Linked DNA regions of Homo sapiens: regions 1 and 2 are each linked to region 3. Evidence: chromatin contacts called from ENCODE Hi-C or POLR2A ChIA-PET data. All regions are on one chromosome and are shown on one strand. Each heading gives the region's core, a stretch centred on a gene start or an enhancer-like site at or near the end of the contact. The rest is flanking DNA. Distances are from core to core; before and after follow the strand shown.

Region 1 (4,642 bases), core at 1,876-4,375, 1.3 Mb after region 3:
TTTACCTCAAGTGGTGGCTGTTTGTGACACCCCACTTTCATCTTAAGCATTGTTTAATATTTGGGCATTATGCTTAGCTAGCTGGGACTAGCTTGACTGGGAGGCTGGGAAATGTGGAGTCACTTCTGGCTGGAGGAAAACAGTTGGAGTATTTATGCGCTCGAATGGAGATTCCATGTCATTCCTTATTGTCTGCCATGAGTGGGACCAGAGGAGAGAAGGGCTTCCCTGCTGGTTGGAGTGCAGAAGAGGGAAATGGAGGCTCTTCTGTTGTGGGTTTAACTCTAAAGAGAGTTCCGGTTCTGGCTGAACGGAGATCCCTGAGCTTCCCAGGTTAGAACAAAGGAAGTTTCTTATCTCGGAGGGGGGGAAAAGACACCATGAGAGAGAGCCCAGTGCATGCCTTTATTTCAGTCCTTTATTTTTTGAAATCTTACTCTGTGAGATTAGTTTGTCATTTAAGGCTATTGGTATGTAGCAATTGTAATAGAGAACTCTACATTGTTCAAAAGAAGCAGTACACACACACACACACACACACACTCCCCTCTCCGTGCAGCCCCTGCACCCCCTCTTTCTCAACTCTCCCACAGCCAGCCTGGCCCTGCTCCTGGCCTGCGAGACCCCTGGGTCTCTTCCCCACCCCCATCCTTTCTGGACACTTTCCGCCTTATTCTTCCGGCAGCTATCTTGCTTATTTACCAGGGTCGTGTCTCCTTAGAAGGTCACATCCCCTGGTCCTGCCAGAGCGTGGCGCCTGTGGCCAAGGGGCACCCTCCCCAAGCTCACCTCCTCAAGACAGGCCCAGACTCTCCACATCTTCTGAGCCACATGAGCAAAGCACCTGCCATTTATAGAGGCACCGAGTCCTAACTGCAGGTCATATTTTCAGAGAACAGCCCTATTGATGAGTCTAGGAAACTAAACTCAAAAAGTGACGGCAAAAGTCATAGTTCCAGAAAGGTTGGCATGTGGCATTATTCCACTGCAGACAGTGACATCCAACCCACTTAGGTAGACAGATGCACCTTTTCGTGTGCGGCCATCATGGGGCACTGGAATTTTAAACCTTTATAATCTACTTTCCCCATTTTCCCTCAGTGAACATGGCTTGCTCTTCTAACTAAAGAAAGTGAAGGAGGGATATTTGTGGCATGTTTGTTTTTTGAGAATAAAATAATCGTTGCCTACAATACATGGGTTGATCTAAAACCCCAAGCAGTCCCCAGGCCCCCTCCCTCCCTGGGGAGTGGAAGTGCTTGGAATCCTCCTTGCTGGGACTCAGGGCTGGGCTCTTGCCTTCTAGGGCCACTCCGGTGAGGTGAGATCATGACAACTTTCAAGGTTCTCTCTGCCTTGGGAGTGAAGCCCTGTGGACTTTGCACGCCCACCTGGAACAGGCCTGCTGTATGTGGAACTGTGTCCCCACAAAAGGTATGTTAAAGTCCAAACCCCTGGTGTTGAAGATTTCAGTGTTGAAGCCTTCTTTGAAAATCAGGCCTTTCCATTTTCAGCAAGTTAAAATGAAGCTATGTATGTATACACACACACTTTATTTATTTTATTTTTATTTATTTATTTTGAGAGGGGGACGCTGTCTCACTCTATCACCCAGGCTGGAGTACAGTGGCGCGATCTCAGCTCACTGCAATCTCCGCCTCCTAGGTTCAAGCGATTCTCCTGTCTCAGCCTCCTGAGTGACTGGGATTACAGGCACCCGCCACCAGCCTAATTTTTCGTACTTTTAGTAGAGATGGGGTTTCATCATGTTGGCTAGGCTAGTCACAAACTCCTGACCTCAGGTGATCCGCCTGCCTTGGACTCCCAAAGTGCCGGGATTACAGGAGGTTTTTTTTGTTTTGTTTTGTTTTAAACGGAGTCTCACTTGGTCGCTCAGGCAGGAGTGCAGTGGCGCGATCTCGGCTCACTGAAACCTCCGCCTCCCAGGTTCAAGCGATTCTCCTGTCTCAGCCTCCTGAGTAGCTGGGATTACAAGCGCCCGCCACCACCCCTGGCTAATTTTTGCATTTTGGGTAGAGATGGGGTTTCACCATGTTGGCCAGGCTGGTCTCGAACTCCTGACCTCAGGTGATTCGCCCTTCTTGGCCTCCCAAAGTGTTGGGATTGCAGGCGTGAGCCACAGCGCCCGTCCAAAATGAAGCTAAATTTGATGAGAGTGGGCTCTACTCCAAGACCACTGTTGTCCTTGTAAAAGGAGAAAAGACAGACACAGGGACACAGGGCCATGTGGCCACAGAGGCAGAGACTGGAGTGACGGGAGACAAGCCCCGAACACTGAGGACCCTGTACCCCAGAGGCCAAGAGAAAGGCATGGAACAGATTCTCTCCCCCAGCCTTCGGGGACCTTGACTCTGGACTTCCGGCCTCCAGAACCGCGTCTGTTGCTTGAAGCCTCCGGGTCTTCGCGGTGCAGAGAAGCGCCAGGCCTCCAGGGCCTCGCCTCCCGCCGCCCGCGCCCGGCCCCGGGTCCTCCCTCGGAAGCCGCCTGTCTGTCTGCCGCCGAGTCCCACCGGGCTTCGGCCGGCACTGCCCGTTTACCCTCCGTCCCTCCCATCCCTCCCGGCTCCTAGAGGAGCTGGGTCCGCGTCTAGCTCCTCGGCCCTCCCCGCGCGCTCGGCACCGCGCACGGCCCACGCTGGACAGATGTCCCCGGCCCTCTCCCCGGACGCCCCCAAGGCCCCTGCCTTCCAGGCCGAGCCTCCGCTGCCGCCGCTTCCCCGCGCTCTGCAGTCCCCGCGGCGCTCCCGGGGCCGCCGCTCGGCCGTGGTGCTCGCTTCGCCCAGCAGAGGGCGGCCGAGGCGCGGGCCTAGGCGGGGCTGTCGCCGCCTGTACGGGGCGGGCGGAGCGGGGCGCGGGCGACCTGACAGCGAGGCCCGGCGGCGCGTCCCCACAGCGGCCTCCCGCCCCGTCCGGGACCGGGGCTGCGGGGATGACCCCTAGCTGGAGGCCTTGGCTGCCTTTTGCTCTTTTGTTTTCTGTCTGGTCCCCTGGAACCGGGGCCACTGGAGGCTCCCGGAAACGCGCAGGCGACATCTCCCCGACCGTCCTCATCAGAAGCCCACGGAGCCCGTCCCGCCCACGCGTCCTGAAGGCGTGGCTGCGGGTGCCGTGGTCCCCAGGTCCCGCGTCTGGCCGCGCCCACCTGGCATCTCCCTGGACGCCCCCAGGCGCAGAGACTGAGCCTCCTCCCGGCTGCAGCGTCGGTCCCCGGGCGTGGCCGCCGTTCCCTGTCCCCCGCGCGTGCTCCCAGGAGAGTTCAGTCCTCAGCGCCCGCAGCTGCACCCTCTCGGAGCCCCTCATTTACCCACCTGTATCCCACTCCCGACCCCGGAACTCTCAGCACCCAGGGGCCGCCCTCTGCATGGTGGCTGCCAAAACCCAAAAACCAGAAGTGGGCTTTTCCTAGTGCCTTTTTGAGATCTAAGTGGTGTTTCTGGCGGTTTGGGTTTTAAGGTGCCATTTTCTGTCTACTTTCTTTACTTTCTCGAATGACTTTTTCTTGTTATAAGTAACTACATGTTCAAGGTCAAAAAATGAGAAAACATAAGCAAAAAAGGCACCTGAAATCCCAGCTTCCATCAATAACTATAGGAATATTTTGGTGTCTGCTGCCACATTTTCCCCTCTGCGTGTGGGTGTGTGTACGGTGATATGTTATTTTTCCAAAATAGGGATCCCTCCCATCCACCTCGGCAATCTGCTTTTCCACAGAGCAAGGCAGTGAGAACGTCTCTCTGTGAACCACAGTGAAGACGCACCCAGCAGGGTATAGGAGCTGGGCCCGCTGGGAGGGCGAGTGTGGGCGGGGCATAGCCGGCAAACCCAGCCCACCCGAGGCCTGGCCAGGGGAGGGCCCTCCCTGTGAGCCTCCTGGGGGCCCATGGGCCCTGTTACCTACGTCGCCTTGGTTGGTGAGGTCTCATCCCTGGCTGCAGCTGCCGGGCTTCAGGGTGTCCTTTTAAAGAGCACCTCGAAGAAGAAAATCCCATCCTTTCCTCTAGTCCCGGAAGAGTCCATCTGCAGTTGAAACAACTCTGCCCTTTGTAGAGTGGCTCTTTCTTGTGTGGATTTAAATACAAGGAATACAAAACAAATTCATATTGACCCCAAGGAGCCCCATTCCTCCCTCCGCCTCCGGACAACTAGGGTGCCTCCAGATCAGCAGTTCTCAATGAGAGGCTGGGGGGAGGGGGTTGGTGGGTGGAGTTTTGCCTCTCTTCCCCCAGGGGACGTCTCTGGTATTGCCTAGAGACACTAAGAGGGTGCTACTGGCACCTCGTGGGTAGAGGCCAGGATGCTGCTAAGCATTCTGCCATGCACAGCACAGGTCCCCACGAAAAAAGAATTCACTGCTGAAAATGTCGGTAGTGCCCAGATTGAGAAATCCTGTCCAGATGTTTCTCGACACTCTTCCAGGGGTCCAGGAGCCCAGGAGTCCCGAAGCCTAGGTCTGCCTACAGCACCGTCCAAGGGGTAATGGCCCTGGCTGATCACTCCCAGGCCACGTCCATTAGCCCAGGACCTGAAACGACTGGCGACCAAGAAGGGCCAAGAGGTTGCAACTGCAGTCTGTGGAAATGAGAGGCCCTGGGCAACGGGGCGTCAGGGGAGGAGATGAATT
Region 2 (4,395 bases), core at 1,665-4,164, 1.2 Mb before region 3:
TTTTTAACTTAAAAAAAGTAAAAACAAGTTTTTAGCTCACAATCTACCTTTGGCCCACGGGCCGTAGTTTGCTGACACTTGAACCATTTGTTCAATGAAGGGCCCGATTCATTATGTCAAAGGTCATTTCCTACTATAATATTCTGAAATTCTCTACTTTTAATATTGCGAGTAAGGCAGACAGAGAAAAAATGAGGAAATACATCTTTAGTTATTTTTAATGATCCAAATATTAAATCAAAGTAATGCGTTGGGGCCGAGTGCAGTGGCTCACGTCTGTAATCCCAGCACCTTGGGAGGCTGAATCAGGCAGATCTCTCGAGCTCAAGAGCTCGAGACCAGCCTGGGCAGCAGCAAAACCCCATCTCTACAAAAAATACCAGAAAAAAAAAAAAAGAAAAAGAAAAAAATTAGCCGGCCATGGTAGTGTGTGCCTGCAGTCCCAGATGCTCAGGAAGCTGAGATGGGAGAATCGTTTGAGCCTGGGAGGCAGAGGTTGCAGCCAGCTGATACTGTACCACTGCACTCCAGCCTGGGTGATAGAGCCAGAGCTTGTCTCAAACAAAACAAAACAAATTAGCTGGGAGTAATGGCATGCGCCTCTAGTCCCAGCCACTCAGGAGGCTGAGGTGGGAAGATTGCTGGAGCCCAGGGAAGTCAAGGATGCAGTAAGCAGATATCATACCACTGCATTCTAGCCTGGGCAACAGACCCAGACCCTGTCTCAAAAACAAAGAAAAAAGAAAGTAATAGGTTGGGTGTTTCAAAAGATTTTTAGCCTTAAGATCCAGATTATTTAAAAAGTGAACTGCCTACTCCCTTTCTTGGACTCCCTCCTCTATGAGTAAAAATGTATTACAGCAACTGTAACACATCATTATCCCCATTCCACTTTCCACTATGAAACTTAAGACTTTTGATGACAGGGATAACATCTACTTTATCTTTGTAACTCCTGCCTCTAACGCAATGCCTAGCAAGTGATACAGGTATGATGCTTGTTCAATAAATAAATAATACATCACACAGTAATGATTTCCAATTTACTCTTACAACTTTACATAGTACTTAAGAAGTCCTTAAGAAATTCTAAAAAATCCTCACCAAGCAGATAAGCAGCAGATAAACCTGATAAACACTTACATGCTGTAGTATAGTGGTAATAACCTAGCGTCCTGGCTCTGAGGTCAGTTAAAACATATGTAAATCTTAGCTCTGGCACTTACTAATCATGTCTCCCTAAACCTCAATTTCTTTGATCCTGTAAAATGGGGGAAATTATAACTGCTTCATGATGTAATTTTAAGGATTAAATGAGAAAAAACATATAAAGCAAGTAGCATAATTCCTGGCAAATGTAAGTGTTCATTAAACAACCACCTTTATAACAAAGTATCTCAAGTCATACTAGACTCCTAACTGGTCTTTCTTCAAGTCCTGCTCCCTCAAAAATTTAATCTTCCAAAAAGCAGCTAAAATGATTTTTTTTTTTTTGAGACAGAATTTTGCTCTGTCGCCCAGGCGCTCAGCTCACTGCAACCTCCGCCTCCTGGGTTCAAGTGATTCTCGTGCCTCAGCCACTGGAGTAGCTGGGATTACAGGCGTGCACCACCACGCCCCTCTAATTTTTATATTTTTAGTAGAGACGGGGTTTCACCATGTTGGCCAGGTTGGTCTCAAACTCCTGACCTCAGATGATCCGGCTTCTTCGGCTGGCTCCCTAAAGTGCTGGGATTACAGGCATGAGACAATGCGCCCAGCCAGAATGATCTTGAAAAACCAATTCGGGCTCAAGCTTTAAATCCTCTCGTAGTTTCCCACTATAATGAAAAGAAAGTCTAAAGTGCTCATCTTGACTTACAAAGCTAATCATCTGTCGCCTCCTTACCCCTCCATGTTCATCTTGGGCCATTCATCCTCTGCCCATTGAGCTTCAGATCCACAAGCCCTTCAGTTCCTCACCCCAGCAGTTTCCTTTGCTAGGACTGCTCTTTCTGGCAGATGACTAGGCTTCTTCCTCTTTCAGATCTCACCTTCTTAAATGTCACCTCAGACAGGCAGGTATCCTGTCCGCTACTGTAACATCCTCTTTAAATAGCCCCCATCACACCTATTTGTTGTTTGTTCCAGCCCCTCCGCGAACCCTGCCTCTACCCGCCGCATGGCAGCTACCTGGGAGAGTGCCTGGAGTTGAATGAATGAAAATAGTCTGTAGGGTGCACTGCCCTTGTCAATCACAAGCAGATTTAATTACCTGTGCCAGAACTCACGGGAGGGAAACACCGTCCGCCAGCCCCGCTCTTTCCTGGCTACAGATAAAAGCTCCAGGTTCCGGGGGTTCCGGTTGGTGAATTCTGGGGCGACAGCTTCATTTTCCACAGGGTCCACTTCAGGTTTCGCTGCCGGCTCGGAGCTGGTTGACAGGGCTGCGAACCTGCACCCTGGGCAACGGGAAAAACCGCACAGGGCTTAAAAATGACGGATATGGACAGCGCACGAACCCGCTCTAACGTCTATCCGCTTTTACACCCCCAATCTTTAGGCCCGAGGGGACGAAAAATACGTATGCCCACAGGGTGGAGTCAGCACTGACCCCGTCCTTAACTTCCTACTGTGGTCTTCGCAGTGCCGCGAGCTCTATTTCGATCCGGCACGTCGAATACAAAATAGAACCCGCACGTTCCAATGTACTGTGCAAGCCCAGGCGAGTGAGCTGGGAGAAGGGGGGCAAGACTAATTACCAGGGTTCCTGCAAACCGAGAACAACCCCCAAAACCGCGACCGAAGCGCCATCGCTGAGACGATCTCGGAAAAGCCTCGCCTCTTTTTCCTCACGGACGACTCAGTCGCTCGCCAGGAGCAGCCATATAAAGTCAGGGACAAGCCTTTGGCTGCTGTAGATCCCCAAACTCTCCACGCCAGACGCCACCGACCCGGAAGTAGCAAGTCCCCTGCCACTGAGTGGCCGAGAAGGCGATCTGTTATCCTTCATCGCCAATCATCGCTCACGTCGAGGGGCACGCAGGCCCTGGAGCCCACCAACCACCTCGTAGCTACGCCCAAGACCACGCTTGTTGCTTAAGTCCGGGGTCAAAGGCACACACCCCACAAAACCATGTTTGGGTTTTCTACTCGGAGAGCTTGGGCGGTCATCGACTGGTCCACACACACCCCACCTGGGCACCGCGTAGGAATAAGGCAGGGCAAGATGCAGTTTTCTCCTTAAAAAGGGTGGTTGTCTTCCTCGAACCAAAAATTTTCCCGTATGGCCCGCTGGAAAAACTGCCCCGTCCCACCCAGGTTCGCGCCCTTAAACTTACACTCCTGAGGCCTGGAGCAAAGCCGGCCGATCTGCCTCACGCTCCCCGAGCAGGGACAAGGAAAAGACACTAAACCTAAAACGCACGACTCGCTCAGAACCCCAACTCTAACTTGGAGAAGGGCCCGCCCCTCCAGTTACACCCCAGCTCCAAGCTCCACCCTTCTTACAACCTTTTCTAGAAGGCACTAGAATGGCCCACTGCGTCTGCGCAACATCGTTTGAGGCGAAGGTTCAACCTCTTCCCAGCGGTCCAACATCCGACTTCCGTTCTCCGCTTTCGCGCCCTTCCCATCGGCTATCTAATTGGACAAAAATGCCGACCCCGCCCCTTCCCCGGAGCCTCACTTCCGTCACAGTCCTGTTTCTCTCCCTGTTGTCCCTGCCTCTTTTTCCTTCCCGCCGTGCCCCGCGGCCGGGCCGGGGCAGCCGGGAAGCGGGTGGGGTGGTGTGTTACCCAGTAGCTCCTGGGACATCGCTCGGGTACGCTCCACGCCGTCGCAGCCACTGCTGTGGTCGCCGGTCGGCCGAGGGGCCGCGATACTGGTTGCCCGCGGTGTAAGCAGAATTCGACGTGTATCGCTGCCGTCAAGATGGAGGGGCCTTTGTCCGTGTTCGGTGACCGCAGCACTGGGGAAACGATCCGCTCCCAAAACGGTAAGGGCGGGCCGGGCCTGGGTCGGGTTTGCGGCCGGGGAGGGCCGAGTCCCACCGCGACCGGACCCCGGCTGCCCTCGTTTCTCTCCTTTACCTCCGCAGAAAGGGCCTCGGGGCCCCGCAGCCGGACCCAGCCCACCCGCCGTTCTCTGGGGCAGGGCGCTGTGGCCCCACTTTTCCCACAGCGAGGAGGAGCCCCGCCGCGCGCGGCAGGGTTTTGAGACCGGCAACGCGTGGATGTGGTGTCCGGGGCGGCGTTGGAAACGCGCCCTCCGCGGGAAAGCGGGCCTCCCGGGCTCGCACGTGCGGGCCACGCCTCGCACCCCCTTTTGTTTCAGGGCGACCCCCTGAGTGTCCATGTTAAACGCCAGGTTTTATTTTAGGACCATTTACCAGAAAAAGAGTAGGTCCATCCGCGC
Region 3 (4,324 bases), core at 1,196-3,695:
CCCAGGATGAAAAAGACACATAAAATACACACTAAAAAATGGCTTCACGTGCCAAGCAAGACACACACACACACACACACACACACACAAAAACAGCCTTATTTAAATTTGCAGAGAAATGCTAAAGTAAGACCAAAGCAACATGTGAGCATGAGAGTCTCAACTCCGTGCAGCCCTGTAGCTCAAACAAGTCAGGTTAGCAAATGAGACGCCCCACACCGTCCTCAGACTCCTAGCACCTCTCCCGTCCCTAGCATCATCAGAGAAGGAATGGAGACTGCAGGAGAGTTCAAGGTAAAACTGTTAAGAACTGCTAACCTTTTTTGCTGATGAGTTTTGATGGCAATCTCTCCTACATTTTTAAAGAGCAGGCTGGGCCGAATGAGAGTCAGAGGTCATAAGGCCAGGGTCTGCAGGGGGACGGTCCCCTACACACCGTAAGCAGAGTGGTGGAGCTGCCCCTGCTCCTCCAAGCGGCTCTGTTCTCTCCCATTCTTTCCCTGGACTTCTCTTCTTTCTCACCTTTCTCACCTCTGGGCTCTCAGGCACACCAGACAAGGACAGAGAACACTCAGTCACCTAAGTCCAGGACGCACTTCGGATTTTCAGGCTTGTTTTTTAGGAGGATTTTATCTGCTACCAAACTCTTCTCAGTTTCCAGGTAGGTGCCTGGAATGCTGGCCGATGGTGGTGGGCTGATTTCCAGATACCCTCATCCCCCTCCGTCTTCCCTAACCCTCTTAGTGCTCCACAGAGCCTGAGGCACAAAGCGCTTACAGCTGCAGGGGGAGGCCTCAAACTCGCACAAAATTCAAGCTGCGTTTTGCTTGTCCTCCTCGGGACCTTTCCTTGGTCAACTGCTTTCTTTGGTCTAGTTCCCTGTCCTGTAACAGCGCAGGACCCTGGCAGAAGACCCAGATCCCTGTCCTGGCCAAGGCCCTCACCACCTCACGTCCCCGGCCTCTCTCCTACTGAAAAAGCACACCCAGCCCACCTATGCAGCTCCAAGGGGCAGCGCGTGAGAGAACTCCTGTAACACGCAGCTGTCACTCTGCTACAAGGCCACAGTTCCACAAGACACCGTTCCAAGCAGTATTATTTACATAGGCCGCACAAGAATCTTGCCCTCTGGAGTTGTGCAGAGGCAATACTGCTAACCTACCTCCACTTGGCTTTTAAAATCTTTAAAACATCCACATAGGTCTGATATTTGATGCCATTCCAGTTTCCCAAGAGGTGCTAAAGCAACATACCAAAGTCAGAAACTTCTAAGGAAGCAGAAGGAAAAACAGATCTCTCTGTCACAGGCACTTGCGCTGAGGCAACAGGCCTGGGTGTCACTTCTCTGACCACGTCCACAGCCAGAGAAATCAGCAAAGATCCAAAGCAAAACCCTTCTGCCTCAAAAACCGCATATAAGCCAAGAAGCGCGCCCAGGCCCCTCGGAGGCTGCCTTCAGTGCAGGGAGCCGGCCCTGGAAGCCTCCTGCGCCAGGCGCGGCTGCACATATGGGCCACTCCTTCTCCCGGACTTTCTGCAACTCCACGCGGCGCTAACCCTCTGGTTAACTCCGTCTCCTTCTTTTCCAGATGCGCCCAGGGGGACACCTAGGCGACTGCTGGGTCAAAAGCAAGCTTTAGGGATGGCGTCCACGAGACCCCAAACAGGTTTTTCCTCATTAAAAACCCTGGACTTCAAAGAGGTAAAGAAAAAAAAAAAAGCCCAAAGTCAGCAGATCGTAAAACGCATAAAACTCATATAACTCGACACCCCGAGTCCAAAGGGGCTGTTGCGGCAGGCTCCCCGGTGCCCACGTCACCAATCGCCTCTGAGAGCCTCGCACCCGGCGCTGGGCGAGACCGCAGGGCAGCGCGGGGCGCTCTCGATACCGAGGGGACGACGGGGCGGGGCCTTTCCGGCAGGAGAGGCTGCCCGGGAGGCGGCGGGACTCCGTGCGGGCGGCCACCCTACGCCGGGGAAGGGCCGCAGCGCCCCCGGTTCTCTCGGCCCCCCGGTGAGCGCTGTGGCTCGCAGCCCCGTCCCGGAACCCCGACCGCATCCCGGTCTCTAACCGCGGCCGGGCGGGCAGGCAGGAGGGAGCCCCGGCCCCGGTCTACTCTCGCCCCGCGCAAACACCTCCGCCTGACCCGCCCGCGAAGCCCCCTTCAGCGCCCTTTTCCCTGCCCCCAGTTCCACGTGGGCGCCAGGGACCCTGCGGCACGGCGCCGGGAGCCAGGGATCCCCAACTTTCGGCCGGAGTGTCCGGAGAGCCAGCCAGCCCGCCCGCTCGGCCGGGGACTCACGGCTCCATCTCGGCGCCCAGAGCCCTCGGCCCCGGCCCGCGCGTCCCGAGCCCGCCAGGCGCCGCGCAGCAGCCTCGGCAGCGGCAGCCGCAGCCGGAGCCGGAGCGACAGCGGCTGAGCAGCGGCCGGCCGCGGAAAACTCATCAGAGCGCGACGCCGAGATCACGTGCGCGGAAGCGACTCTCACGGCGGAAGAGGGCGCGGCGCGGTGGAAGCGGGGCCGCGGGCGCGCGGCGAGGGGGGTGGCCCTCCTTCGTGGCCCCGTGCCGGGGCGGAGCCCCACGGCCGGGAGCACCCAGGCTAGCCCTGAGCTGGGGCTCAAGACAGAAGGAATGAGTGAATGAATGACTTAGTTTACCTCTTGTCCCTAGGGCAGGTAAACAGCGCATTCATTCACTCCTACTTCCCGAGTGTCGGGGCGTAAGGATGGGCCTCGGGAGTCCACGAATGCCCTGCAGTTGTCTGGAAAACACTATGGGTGTCTGCATTTTTCTAGGGAGAGGAGCTATAGCTGTATATTCATTCCCTAAGGGTCTTGTGACCCCAAAAAAGGTTAAAAGCCAGGACAAACTTCTGCCACCCCGAATGATGACAGGAACCTTCCGGGCTCTTTCTGGTAGCTTCTCCCGCAAGCCGCTTCTAGACTGCAGCTAGACCAGTGGACCAAAAGCACTTTCCTGATTTCGCATCTTGGCTCAGTGTTCCCCATTTCTGTAATCAAGAATGGATGAGAACCAAGGTTTGGCTATTTCTGAGATTCTCTTTGGAGCATTACTCAAAATGTCCCGTGTTCCCGTGTGCTGTGGGTTTAAAGTCGGTCTGCATGAGTTAAATAAAGGACTTCCAAGCTTCCTTTGCAATGTATCCTCATTCATTCACTAAACTGTAAACAGGCTTACTATTGGCAGAAAAGTGTGGACATGAATAAGGAACAGTTCCTGCCCTCAGTGAAATTACAGGCAAAGAAAATTACCAACAGTAAGTTAGGTAGCCTTAGCTCAGGGTGCTACAGTGAGGAAGGGTGCCTAACTCGCCTTGGGGGAGTGGAGAAGGTAGGGGACAGAATGCAGAGTTTGGGCTGAATCTGGAGGGTGAGGTGGATATTAGGAAGAGGGGGGTTAAAAGGGGGAGATACCAAGCAAAGCACACCCTAAGCCAGGACACCAAGGAATAGTTACACAAAATCTCATTAGTGCTCTGAATCCTAAACCGCAACTCTTCAAGGAATAACAAAAGATTATTTCTTAAGTTCTTTTCATACATAAGCAGAGGGAAAGGGTTCTTCATAGCAACAAGACCGGAGAACAGAAACTGGGTACCTGCAGGGACAGACTGTTCACAGGGACGTGGGGCGCGGGAAGGGGTGAGTCGGAGGGAGTTCTATGAGCTAGAGCAGGGGTCCCCAACCCCGGAGCCTGTTAAATTACAGACGTGAGCCACCGCAACCAGCCCAAACATGCGTTTTCATGCAACACCTTCTGTTAAATGTTTAGGCCTGAGGATGCCTCCCTACTTGAGTCCTTACATAAGGAGCTGCAGCCTGGCATAGTTAACATAAAAGAGAAGACACCCTAATTGAGGAGGATGCTTTTGTAACAAACAGCTGAGTCTCAGCCAATCACAGCCAGTGAGCTTCTGTCATTGGCAGGTGGTTAGCTGATTCAAATAAGCTAGAACATAAACCTGTAACCAGTTAAGCTGTCTCTGCGCCTCAGTTCCACTTTCTGTCCATAAATGTTGTCTAACCACGTTGCAGCCCCAAAGTCCTTTGAACCTGTTGGTTCTGAGGGCTGCCCGATTCTAGAATCATGAAGAAAAGCTACTTAGGATCTTTAAATTTGCTGTCATTTTGTCTTTCGACACTTCTGATTCTAAAATGTTGGAAACTAATTCGAAAAAATATCTTAAACCCTGGGAGGGACTAAACAAAGCACATTTGCTGGCCACATTTGCCTAGAGGCAGCCAGTATCTACCTCCAGCCCAGAGCAGCATGAGATGATGTGGAAATCCCTGCTCTGTG

The links. A loop is a pair of places that touch in the nucleus more often than their neighbours do. ChIA-PET counts read pairs that join two places held with the same protein, here RNA polymerase II (POLR2A). Pooled maps may share reads with other maps.
Region 1: a loop to region 3 is called in a map of CD8-positive, alpha-beta T cell, with 8 times the contacts of the local background. The contact joins the enhancer-like site here to the promoter of TMEM181 in region 3. A Hi-C loop is called at or near these places in 2 of 168 maps with a recorded cell type or tissue (CD8-positive, alpha-beta T cell and naive thymus-derived CD4-positive, alpha-beta T cell) and 3 of 50 pooled maps.
Region 2: a pooled map shows a loop between it and region 3 (9-fold over the local background). The contact joins the promoter of MRPL18 here to the promoter of TMEM181 in region 3. A Hi-C loop is called at or near these places in 2 of 50 pooled maps. POLR2A ChIA-PET finds 5 or more read pairs at or near these places in 2 of 52 experiments (MCF 10A and activated CD4-positive, alpha-beta T cell).

The regions. Positions count from the first base shown.
Region 1 is chr6:157,273,039-157,277,680 of GRCh38, reverse strand. No RefSeq gene overlaps it. Among named protein-coding and RNA genes, the nearest start is that of TMEM242, 48 kb to the left of the region's middle. RefSeq lists silencers at 2,486-3,045, 3,246-3,335, 3,766-3,925 and enhancers at 2,720-3,551, 3,552-4,384. Within about 2 kb of position 3,125, at least 32 of the 41 ENCODE cell types and tissues checked have a DNase peak (open chromatin) inside an H3K27ac peak, as active enhancers do; they include CD8-positive, alpha-beta T cell, where a contact is called at or near this core.
Region 2 is chr6:159,788,986-159,793,380 of GRCh38, reverse strand. It overlaps MRPL18 (mitochondrial ribosomal protein L18), which reads right to left and starts at 2,914. Exons shown (of 4, transcript NM_014161.5): 1 at 2,742-2,914; 2 at 2,255-2,441. The coding sequence starts at 2,793. TCP1 (t-complex 1) reads left to right here and starts at 3,779. Exons shown (of 12, transcript NM_030752.3): 1 at 3,779-3,976. The coding sequence starts at 3,913. RefSeq lists enhancers at 2,727-2,786, 2,817-2,996, 3,253-3,916, 3,917-4,395.
Region 3 is chr6:158,558,212-158,562,535 of GRCh38, reverse strand. TMEM181 (transmembrane protein 181) reads right to left here and starts at 2,445. Exons shown (of 17, transcript NM_001376852.1): 1 at 2,304-2,445. The coding sequence starts at 2,311. RefSeq lists enhancers at 414-913, 914-1,415 and a silencer at 1,835-2,754.